Linked DNA regions of Homo sapiens: regions 1 and 3 are each linked to region 2. The links are chromatin contacts, found by Hi-C or POLR2A ChIA-PET in ENCODE. All regions are on one chromosome and are shown on one strand. The core of a region is the stretch at or near the end of the contact, and the rest is flanking DNA. Distances in the headings are between cores, read along the strand shown. Region 1 holds the start of KIAA0319L (KIAA0319 like). Region 2 holds the start of AGO1 (argonaute RISC component 1). Region 3 holds the start of EVA1B (eva-1 homolog B).

Region 1 (2,762 bases), core at 120-2,619, 330 kb after region 2:
GGCACCGGAGGCTGGGTTTTATCTCCCTCCACAGGGACACAGAGGGAGTGAGTGGTGAGGACAGACAGGGAGAAATGGAGACATACATGGGTGAAGTTCGATTATCCGGACTCAGGCTGACATGGGAGAAAAGGACACCCCAGGCTTCCTTTCCCCTCCCTTCTTCAGAGGCAGAGATACGCTTCAGAAGTGAGAATACAAGACGCTCAACAGGGAAGGCTTGGAGGCCCCTTTGGGGACCCCACCCCTCCAGCCAGGGCTCTCAGTCGCCCCCGCAGGCTCCTTGCCTCCTCTCCTTTCCCTCCCTCGGGTAGAGGCTGCAGCAGCAGCAGCAGCGGCGGCGGCAGCAGCAGAATTAACCCCTTGCGCTCCCTCTTCTCGCCCTCCCCGTCCCGCTACCAGCCTGTGGATGCCGGCAGGGGCTGGAGAAGCAAGAGGGGGTCCCGGATAGTTCCCAGGACAACGGAGAATCCAAAAGCCGGATAATCGAAGCAGGGCTGCTGAGATGGGGAGATGAGAAGGGGAGGAGGGTTCCTGGCGGTCACCACCTGTCCCGCCGCAGCCAGGTCACAACACGACATTGATGAAGTCACGACAGGGCGGCGATGAGATCACACTTCACGATGGCGCGGTGATGTCACGGAGAGATCACGTCAAAATCACGACATGGGAGACAGCCCCCAAAGATGACAGGGCAAATTAAAAAAAAAAAAGATATATATTGAAAAGGGCTGTGACAAAATGGAGTCTCGACAGGGCACGATGGTGTCGCGATATGGCGCGATGGAGTCGCGATAGGGTCCCCGGGGTGTGTCGGCATCGATCAGCGCCGGCTCGGAGAGGCCCCGGCTGGGATGCAGGGGAGGGCCCGAAGGGGGCTGAGCTCACCAGGCTGCGGCCCCGAGCGGCGAAGTCTTCTCCCAGCGCGATGCTCCGGGAGCCTCGGGCCGCTGCTCACGCCGCGTTGCCCACTCCTGGCTCCAGGCTGCTGCAGCTCCACCCCCACCCCCGCACCGCTCTTGACGAATCCGCGGCTGCTTCACTCCGGGCTCTGGCCAATGGCAAGTCAGGGTGCTAAGCAGTAGGGGGTGCCGCCGTTGCCGCCATCTTGCTTGTGGGTATTGCCCGAGTCTGGGGGCTGGGGCTCGAGCGAAGGAGGCAAGGTGCAGACTGCCTCTGGAGAGCGGGCGGCGAGAGGCTGGGGGCCCAGATTCCTTCGCTTGTGCGTAGTTTTACCCGCCCAGCACTGCCCCTCCTCCCCCTTGGTCTCGCGGCCGGCATTGCCCTTCCCGGGGGAGGGGCGGGAGGGCTTGGTTAGCATGGAGAGTGTGTTTCCGGGTCGGTCCCGGGGAGGTGGGAGGAGGCGGTGTTTCCGGCCGCCGTCGCTGTCCAGGGAGGCTGAGGCGAGAGGTAGCTGTCCGGGTGGGGAGCCCGCACTACCTTCTTCCTCTTCCTCCTCCTCCTCCGGGTGAGGGGAGCGAAGGTTGGGGGTCCCCGAGCCCATGGACCAGGAGGAGGCGGAGGCCGCCGAGAGCCGGGGCCCCGCTATGTGGCCCTGAGCCCCGGTAGGTGGCCGGGGGCGGCTGGCTGCCAGGCCGAGGACCATGGGCTCAGGGGAGGGGCAAGCGGGACGGGCGATGTCAGCGGCTGCGCTGGCCGGATGTTGGGTCCGGAGGTGGCGCCCCTGGCTCGGCCAGGGCAGCCAGCTGCTTCTGTCCTTGCAGGTGCGCAGCTTGGGTCCCAGGCTGAACCCCGCTTCTCTCGGGCCTGGGCCTAGTCATGCAGCTCCCTCCATCCCCTGAGAGCCAGGCAGACAGCCGGGGTTCGGGGCGCTGCCGTCCTTCTTCCACCTTCGACCTCTGCAGCCTAGTCTTTAGTTGCTGTCTCTGATGTTTGGTCTCTCCACCGAGATAGAAAGTTGGTGCAGAATGAAGAGGGGATGGGGTTGAGCACGATGTGTCCATTATAATGTGAAACCTGCCTCATCCACGATTTTGAAAATTATGCCCCACAGAGGGTCCTGTAGTGGCTGCAGTGAGCACAAAGGTGAAATGAAGGAAGTCAAAATTGATAACCTCTGGCGGGATTCCAGGAACTCTTTGGCTTCTGGTCTCATAGTGGTTGTGTCCAACTGACAGTAGTTGCAGTTAGTGAAGAGCATTAGCTGACTCTCCTTGTGCTCTCTCCTGTGATTAACAGACTGAAAACTAGGAACAAATTGGAAAGACGACCTCCCAGAACAATCTGTTCATTTTTCCAGCTATTTGGAAAACAGTGTCTGCAAATATAAGCAAAGCTATTCATGGCAGTCTGTTCTGTAACTTTCCCAAATATCTGAGACTTTTTAAAAAAGAGCTTTATTCTCGATTACTCATACCAACTGAATAGATTGTTTCAGACGTGCTCCATCGTTGTTCAAACATATCTTATCGCTGTGTACATAAATGGAGTTCCACGTATGTAGTTGACAGACTGAACTGTGATACATCCCCCATCAACCTGAAGTATTAAGTAAACATTACCCCCTGCTCTGTCTGAACAGCTGCTGCAACAGAGAGTGCTTTTATTTTGGGTGTACTTGTAACGCCCTAAATGCCAGAACTATTGTGAGCTTCTCTAGATTTTCATTTGTCAAGTATTGTGGGGGTGTGTGTTCTCTCCCTGGGTTGTTACCCTTTGATTCAGTAACAAACTATTCGGATCTTGGTGATGTGTTGTTGTTCTTGCGTTTGGTCAGCAAGCCTTTAACTGGACCCTAGCAG
Region 2 (2,950 bases), core at 378-2,877:
GGGTAAGACACTTAAGACACAAGAGGTATCACCACCCCACAGCCCATCCTAAGGACTCCAGTTTTCTTGAGGCAATCCTGCCTCAGTTTATCCTCTGTTCCTATGTCTTTTCCTCCTCATTGCCTGCAAATAAGAAGTTAAGGCTATCACCTAGGCCTCACCAGGATGAAGGCTATAAACTCCCCCATCCTCCAACGTGTTTGTAGGGTTTAGATCTTGGCTCTAAAGACAGCCCTGACAGTTTCTGGGGAGTGGGGAGAGGAAAACGGAAAGATATCCAGTGGAAGATAGGAGCCATGAAAATATTAAGAAATATTAGAATAAATGTTATAAATGTAGAGTGTAACCTTAACAGACAATTCAATGGAAAATCTTTGGATTAAAAGCCCCCATCACTACTCAGTATTGGAGCAGAAACTTGCAAACCAAGCAGACAACTCCTTCCAGGTAGCCCCTGCCCTGTCCTTGATTCCTCCGTAACCAATACCTTTCCTAAGGCCTATCTTCAGGAGGACCCACCCCCAGAACCCATCGCTTCGGTCCCAGTCTTTCCTGTGGCAGAAAAATGCACTTTGGCAGCTTCCCTCAACCCATTCTTAGCAAACTGTGACTGAGGGCCAAGTGTAAGAGCCCCTAAAATGGGGGAGGGGACCATAACCATTTGCACACTGCCAGCATAACCTAAGAGAGAATGCACCCCATCAGCGCGCTCCTTTTTCCAAGCCAAACGGGGCGGGGCGGGGGGGTGTGGAGAGGTGGGGGTATTCGGACAGCCACGCCCCCACCACGTCGGGCAGCCCCTTCCAGCTGCCACCTCCGCGCATGCTCTGGAGCCTCCGCTCCGACTCCCCAGACCCACGGGGGGTAATCCCGGGACTGGGTCCCCACCCACCGCCCCCTGACCCTCGCCCTCGCGTCAGGCCCAGTGGGGCGGAGCTCACAGTCCAGCTCTGGCGCCTTCTCCCAAGAGACATTAGCCTATTCCAGCCCAGCGGAGCCCCCGCCCCCGGCATGCGGTAGCTCCAGGCCCATCTGTGTCGCCCCCTCCTCTCCTGGACACCTGGAGCCCGTCCCCTGCCACCTGCCGGGCCTCTCCGTAGGCCTCCACGGATGTCTGGGAGTCCTTCCGTGCGTGCAGGCCCTTCTCCCAGATTACTTCCAACCCGCAGGACTGTATACAGCCTCCTTGGACAAACAGCCCCCATCTCAGGGCTCTCTTCACATGGTTCTCCCCCGGAACTGCACACAGCCTCCTTCAAACTGGGCCCCCATCGTGGGAGAGCCCTTCTCCTCACTCAGGAGCGCTTCCATCACTTGGAAACCACGCTTTTCATGCGGGATCCCCCAGTCCTTGGAGCATGCACCGTTCCCCCTCCTGGGGACCCTTACCTGCTCCCGAGGGTCCCGCTTCCATCCCATATACCCGTGCGGAGGTCAGGCGGCCCGGAGACTGTGAAGTCCAGCGTGAGGGGCCTAGGTACCCCACACTCTCGCTGCTCGGGATCCCGGGCCGGGCTCGGCTCCCCTACCAAGCCCGGCCGCTCGCGCCGCCGCCCCCGCAGCCTCCGTTGCCGCCGCCGCGGAGCCTGCAGCAGCTCCCACTGCGAGCGCCCGGCCAGCTGCCAGTGCGCAGGCGCGACCGCCGGGCCCAGGGGGCGGACCGGAACGAGTCAAGCGGGGCGCTCCGACGGCAACAAAGGCCAATGGAGAGGGGCGGGGGCACCGGGGACCCAAGGCAGCGGCCCCTGGCGGTCACCCGTCGCCATGCAGCCCGGCGGGAGGGCGCCAGTAGAGGTGCCTTGGAACCGCGCAGTGGTATAAGTGGGGCAGGGCGAAGGGACATCCCGCCACAGCAGCCTTCAGCCCTGTGTCTTTTCCCCAAATAGGTCCCTCCAAACCTACACACAGCCCCCGCCTGTCGCACCGAGCTGCGCGCACACATTATGGGAACCCCACTTCATTCCCAGACCCCCTGGCACTCCAGCGCCCAGGGGCCCTGCCTCCCACCTCTCCTCCCAATCACCCTCATCCTTCAAGCCTTGGCTGCAAAGCGACTGCCTCCACGAAGTCTTTCTCCGTCCCTAGTCACTGAACTCACTGACGCCACCCCCTCTTCCACGCCATGTGCTGGACGCTGAGACCACAGATAAGTAGAGACGCGGCCTACCCTGGAAGATGTCACAGTTTGAACTTAAGTGCAGCTACAGAGCTCTATCCGCCGGACCTGGGAAGCACCTGCCTCCACTTTCTCATCTACAGTTCATGCCTGAACTGTCAATCAGCTTCTGCCCTCATCACGTCACTTAAATGACTTTTGGGGTTGACATCCAAAGGATACTTTTCAATTATTTCTCTGCAGCATCTGTCACTGTGCCTCTACTTCCCTTCTGAGCCTTCTACTTGGCTGCGGCATCTTCTGCAGTCTCCTATTGCCTAAGTCCTTTTCAGTCTTTCTAAAGGGCCCCTTTTGCTTTTGCCTCATTAACTGTTCACTGTGGTTCCAAACCCAGCTCTCTTCTCATTCCACTCTCCCCTTAAAGGTCTCATCCACTCTTACGGCCCAACTATCCTTCCAAATCTCTGTTTCCAACCATGTCTCATACTCACATTTCCAAGTGTTTGCTGGACAGCTCCACCTGGATATCCTACCAGCACTTCAAATTTAAGAAGTCCAAACCAAACACTTTATCTTTCACTCACAAACATACTTGCCCTGTGCTTCCTATCTCAGCGAACAGCACCTTCATGTCAGAAATGACAGTTCCTCTATCCCTTGTTCTTTCCATCTATTCAGCTGTTCACCACGTCTTGACATGTTTACCTTCTGAACTGCTCTCACATGATTCACTGCCATTCTGATGGTTTCTTATGCTGGTGCAGACCCTTATCATATCTTGCTAGACGTATCACAACCACTTCCTTGCTAGTCTCAAAGTTTCTGGGAACTCCC
Region 3 (2,946 bases), core at 398-2,897, 440 kb before region 2:
GGGAGGCTGAGGTGGGTGGATCACTTGAGCCCAGGAGTTCAAGACCAGCCTGGGCAACATGGCAAAACCCCATCTCTACAAAAATTAGCCAGGCATGGTGGTGCACGCCTGTGGTCCCTCCCAGCTACTTGGGAGAATGAGATGGGAGGCTCACTTGAGCCCAGGAGGTAAAGGTTGTGAATGAGCTGAGATAGCACCTCTGTACTCCAGCCTGGGTGACAGAGTGAGACCCTGTCTCAAAGAAAAAAAATTAAATATATCTATTGTTTAGGAAATAATGATAAGAAAAAAAGTCTGTACATGTTCAGCACAGATGCAATTTTGGTTTTGAATATTTTTGATGCAAAGTTGGTTAAACCCACAGATGCTGTGGACTAGACTAGGAAGTGCTAGGCATACACAGTATTTGTTGACTAGTGGCTGCACAGATTTATATACAGACATACCCGCCCCCACAACAATACTCAAATACATCACATTAATAGACAAATATACAGATGTGGGCAAAAATACCTGCCCGCACATTCACAGAACACACTAAACAGTCACAAAGACACCCAGGAGTCCCTTTTCCATCCCCATAGGAGTCAGTCCTAGTCCTCCCCCATCTAGATCTGCCCTCTACTTGAACCCAGTCTCGGGACTGGGGGAGTAGGGGTCTGCAGCCCGGACAGGGAGAGGGTCGCTGGCCCACAGGCCTCAGGCAGCGCCTTCAGCTATGTCTGCAATTTCCTCTCCCCCTTTCCTCCTCCTCTCTAAGGCTCCCGCCAAGGCGGCCTCCCCCTCATTCTAGCTCCAGCAAGGGAGGGGAGGTCCATGATGGGGGGGCCCCGTGGAGACAGGGCAGAAGGAAGCCCCCCGCCACACACACTGATCACACACCACATTGCATGCACAAGCCCAGGTGGGAAATGCGTGTGTGAGCACAGGCAGGTTTAGCCTTGGGGTGGGGGACGGGATGGGGTGGGATCTGCCACAAGCCGCCACAAGCTGCTTGGTGCACAAGAGCGCAGGAGCTCGCAGGCACAGAGGCCCCACGCTGGGGTCTGCGAGACTGCTGGCCGGGCCCTGGCTCAAAGCTGGAGTCCAACAATCATTAACCCTGCGTGACTAGACCAGAGCTCGGCCAGGGGACACATTCAAGCCTGGGCCCTGGAAGGAGGGGTGGACAGTCCCCTCCCTTCCAGTCCAGCATGGGTCTGGGGAAGAGAAGCAGCTTTGCCTGGAAGGGGCCTCCTAGGAGGGGGAGCGGTGGTTTCTAGCTCAGGCTTTAGGATCAGAGAGCAGCAGATTCAAATCCTGACGGTTTTGGTAAAGTCAATTCAATCTCTCCAAGACTCCGTTTATTTGATCTGCGAAGTGGGGATAATGGTATCACGTCGCAGGGTTGTCAGGCGGAGTAAGTGAAAGAACCTGTCCAAGGTTTAGCCCTTGGCCCGCACGCAGGCAGAGCTCCAGCCTCTCTGTTGTTGCTGTTAGTGGCCTGGGGGCGGGTCCCTGCCGCGGCCTCCCCGGCGGTTTCCTGTGGGGGACGGACGGCCCGCGGGCCGGGCTCTCCCTCCTCCCGGCTGCCCGCTCCTCTCCCCTTCCTCTCCCAGCCCTTTTCCTCCCCGCCTCCCCGCCCGCCCCGCCCCGCCCCGTCCCTCCTCTTTCCTCGGAGGAAACTTTCCGCCGGCTGGTCCCTCGGTCCGTGTCCCGCCCGTGCTGCCGCGGCCTGGGAGCCCAGCGGGGCCGGAGGGGCGGCGGGACCCGAGCGGGCGGGGGCGGCCGGACCCAGTGTATGCGGCCGCGGGACGCGCTGGGGCCGGGCAGCCGGGAAGCGGGGCGCTGACGGTGAGTGGGCCTGGCCCCGGGCCGGTGGGTCCCCGCGGGGCGGCCGGGCGAGGAGAGAGGCAGCTTCCCTTCCCGGAGCCCGCCTGGGGCGTGGAGGCTCAGCGTCCCTATCCTCCATCCCGCCCCGGGACGGCGGAACCGGGCCTCAGCTGGGGACCTCACCAGGGGGCGGGGCCTCCCGCGGTCCCCGGCGCTGCTCCCAGGACTGGAGGGGCGTCCGCGCCCGGGAGAGGGGTTCCCCCCGACAGGGCCCCGGGCCGCCACGAAGTTAGGGAAGCGCTCTCTCCAGGGTGGAACCTGGGCCCGCGGCTCCCGGGAGAGGAGCTGCCCGCGGAAGGGGTCGGGGTGGGCTCCAGGCTGGGAGAAGGATCTGACTTTGCTGACCTCGCAGGCTGGTAGGGGAGCTGCCCCCCAGAGCAGCATGGATGCCCCGCGAAGGGACATGGAGTTGCTCAGCAACAGCCTGGCTGCCTACGCGCACATCCGCGGTGAGGGCGGGCGCCGGAAGACTGGGGGCCTGAACCCTTCCCTGACCACCATCCCCTTCCCTCCCCAGCGCCTTGTCCGTCCCCTCCGCCCCGCTCCCCGCCCTCTTGCCCGCTGGCGGTTCCCTAATGCCCTTCGAGTAGGGGTTACAGGCCTCGCCCCCACACCTAGAACCTGGGGTCTTTCGGAAGTGGGACAACCCCCACCCGTCCGGGCCTCTCCGTGACCCCCGCCCTGTGCCCCGCAGCCAACCCCGAGAGCTTCGGCCTCTACTTCGTGCTGGGCGTCTGCTTCGGCCTGCTGCTCACCCTCTGCCTGCTCGTCATCAGCATCTCGTGGGCGCCCCGCCCGCGGCCCCGGGGCCCGGCTCAGCGCCGGGACCCCCGCAGCAGCACCCTGGAGCCCGAGGACGACGACGAGGACGAGGAGGACACGGTGACTCGGCTGGGCCCCGACGACACGCTGCCGGGCCCCGAGCTGTCCGCAGAGCCGGACGGGCCCCTCAACGTCAACGTCTTCACGTCGGCGGAGGAGCTGGAGCGGGCGCAGCGGCTGGAGGAGCGCGAACGGATCCTGCGGGAGATCTGGCGCACCGGGCAGCCGGACCTGCTGGGCACAGGCACGCTG

What was found. Hi-C counts contacts between places; a loop is a spot of excess contacts on that map. ChIA-PET counts read pairs that join two places held with the same protein, here RNA polymerase II (POLR2A). Pooled maps may share reads with other maps.
Region 1: a pooled map shows a loop between it and region 2 (13-fold over the local background). The contact joins the promoter of KIAA0319L here to the promoter of AGO1 in region 2. A Hi-C loop is called at or near these places in 1 of 168 maps with a recorded cell type or tissue (CD4-positive, alpha-beta T cell), 1 of 37 single-sample maps with no recorded cell type and 11 of 50 pooled maps. POLR2A ChIA-PET finds 5 or more read pairs at or near these places in 3 of 52 experiments (CD8-positive, alpha-beta memory T cell, GM12878 and naive thymus-derived CD4-positive, alpha-beta T cell).
Region 3: a map of K562 shows a loop between it and region 2 (3-fold over the local background). The contact joins the promoter of EVA1B here to the promoter of AGO1 in region 2. A Hi-C loop is called at or near these places in 1 of 168 maps with a recorded cell type or tissue (K562) and 2 of 50 pooled maps.

Annotation. Positions count from the first base shown.
Region 1 is chr1:35,556,010-35,558,771 of GRCh38, reverse strand. It overlaps KIAA0319L (KIAA0319 like), which reads left to right and starts at 1,369. Exons shown (of 21, transcript NM_024874.5): 1 at 1,369-1,565. NCDN (neurochondrin) reads right to left here and starts at 973. Exons shown (of 7, transcript NM_014284.3): 1 at 549-973. The coding sequence starts at 581. RefSeq lists silencers at 145-354, 1,426-1,565, 1,576-1,675 and enhancers at 1,136-1,195, 485-1,211, 1,212-1,939, 2,740-2,762.
Region 2 is chr1:35,881,886-35,884,835 of GRCh38, reverse strand. AGO1 (argonaute RISC component 1) reads right to left here and starts at 1,627. Exons shown (of 19, transcript NM_012199.5): 1 at 1,390-1,627. The coding sequence starts at 1,414. RefSeq lists a silencer at 1,405-1,864.
Region 3 is chr1:36,322,346-36,325,291 of GRCh38, reverse strand. EVA1B (eva-1 homolog B) reads left to right here and starts at 1,647. Exons shown (of 3, transcript NM_001304762.2): 1 at 1,647-1,833; 2 at 2,225-2,321; 3 at 2,567-2,946. The coding sequence starts at 2,255. It also overlaps a transcript of SH3D21 not described here. RefSeq lists silencers at 1,380-1,609, 1,700-2,059, 2,120-2,169, 2,260-2,449 and an enhancer at 1,494-2,378.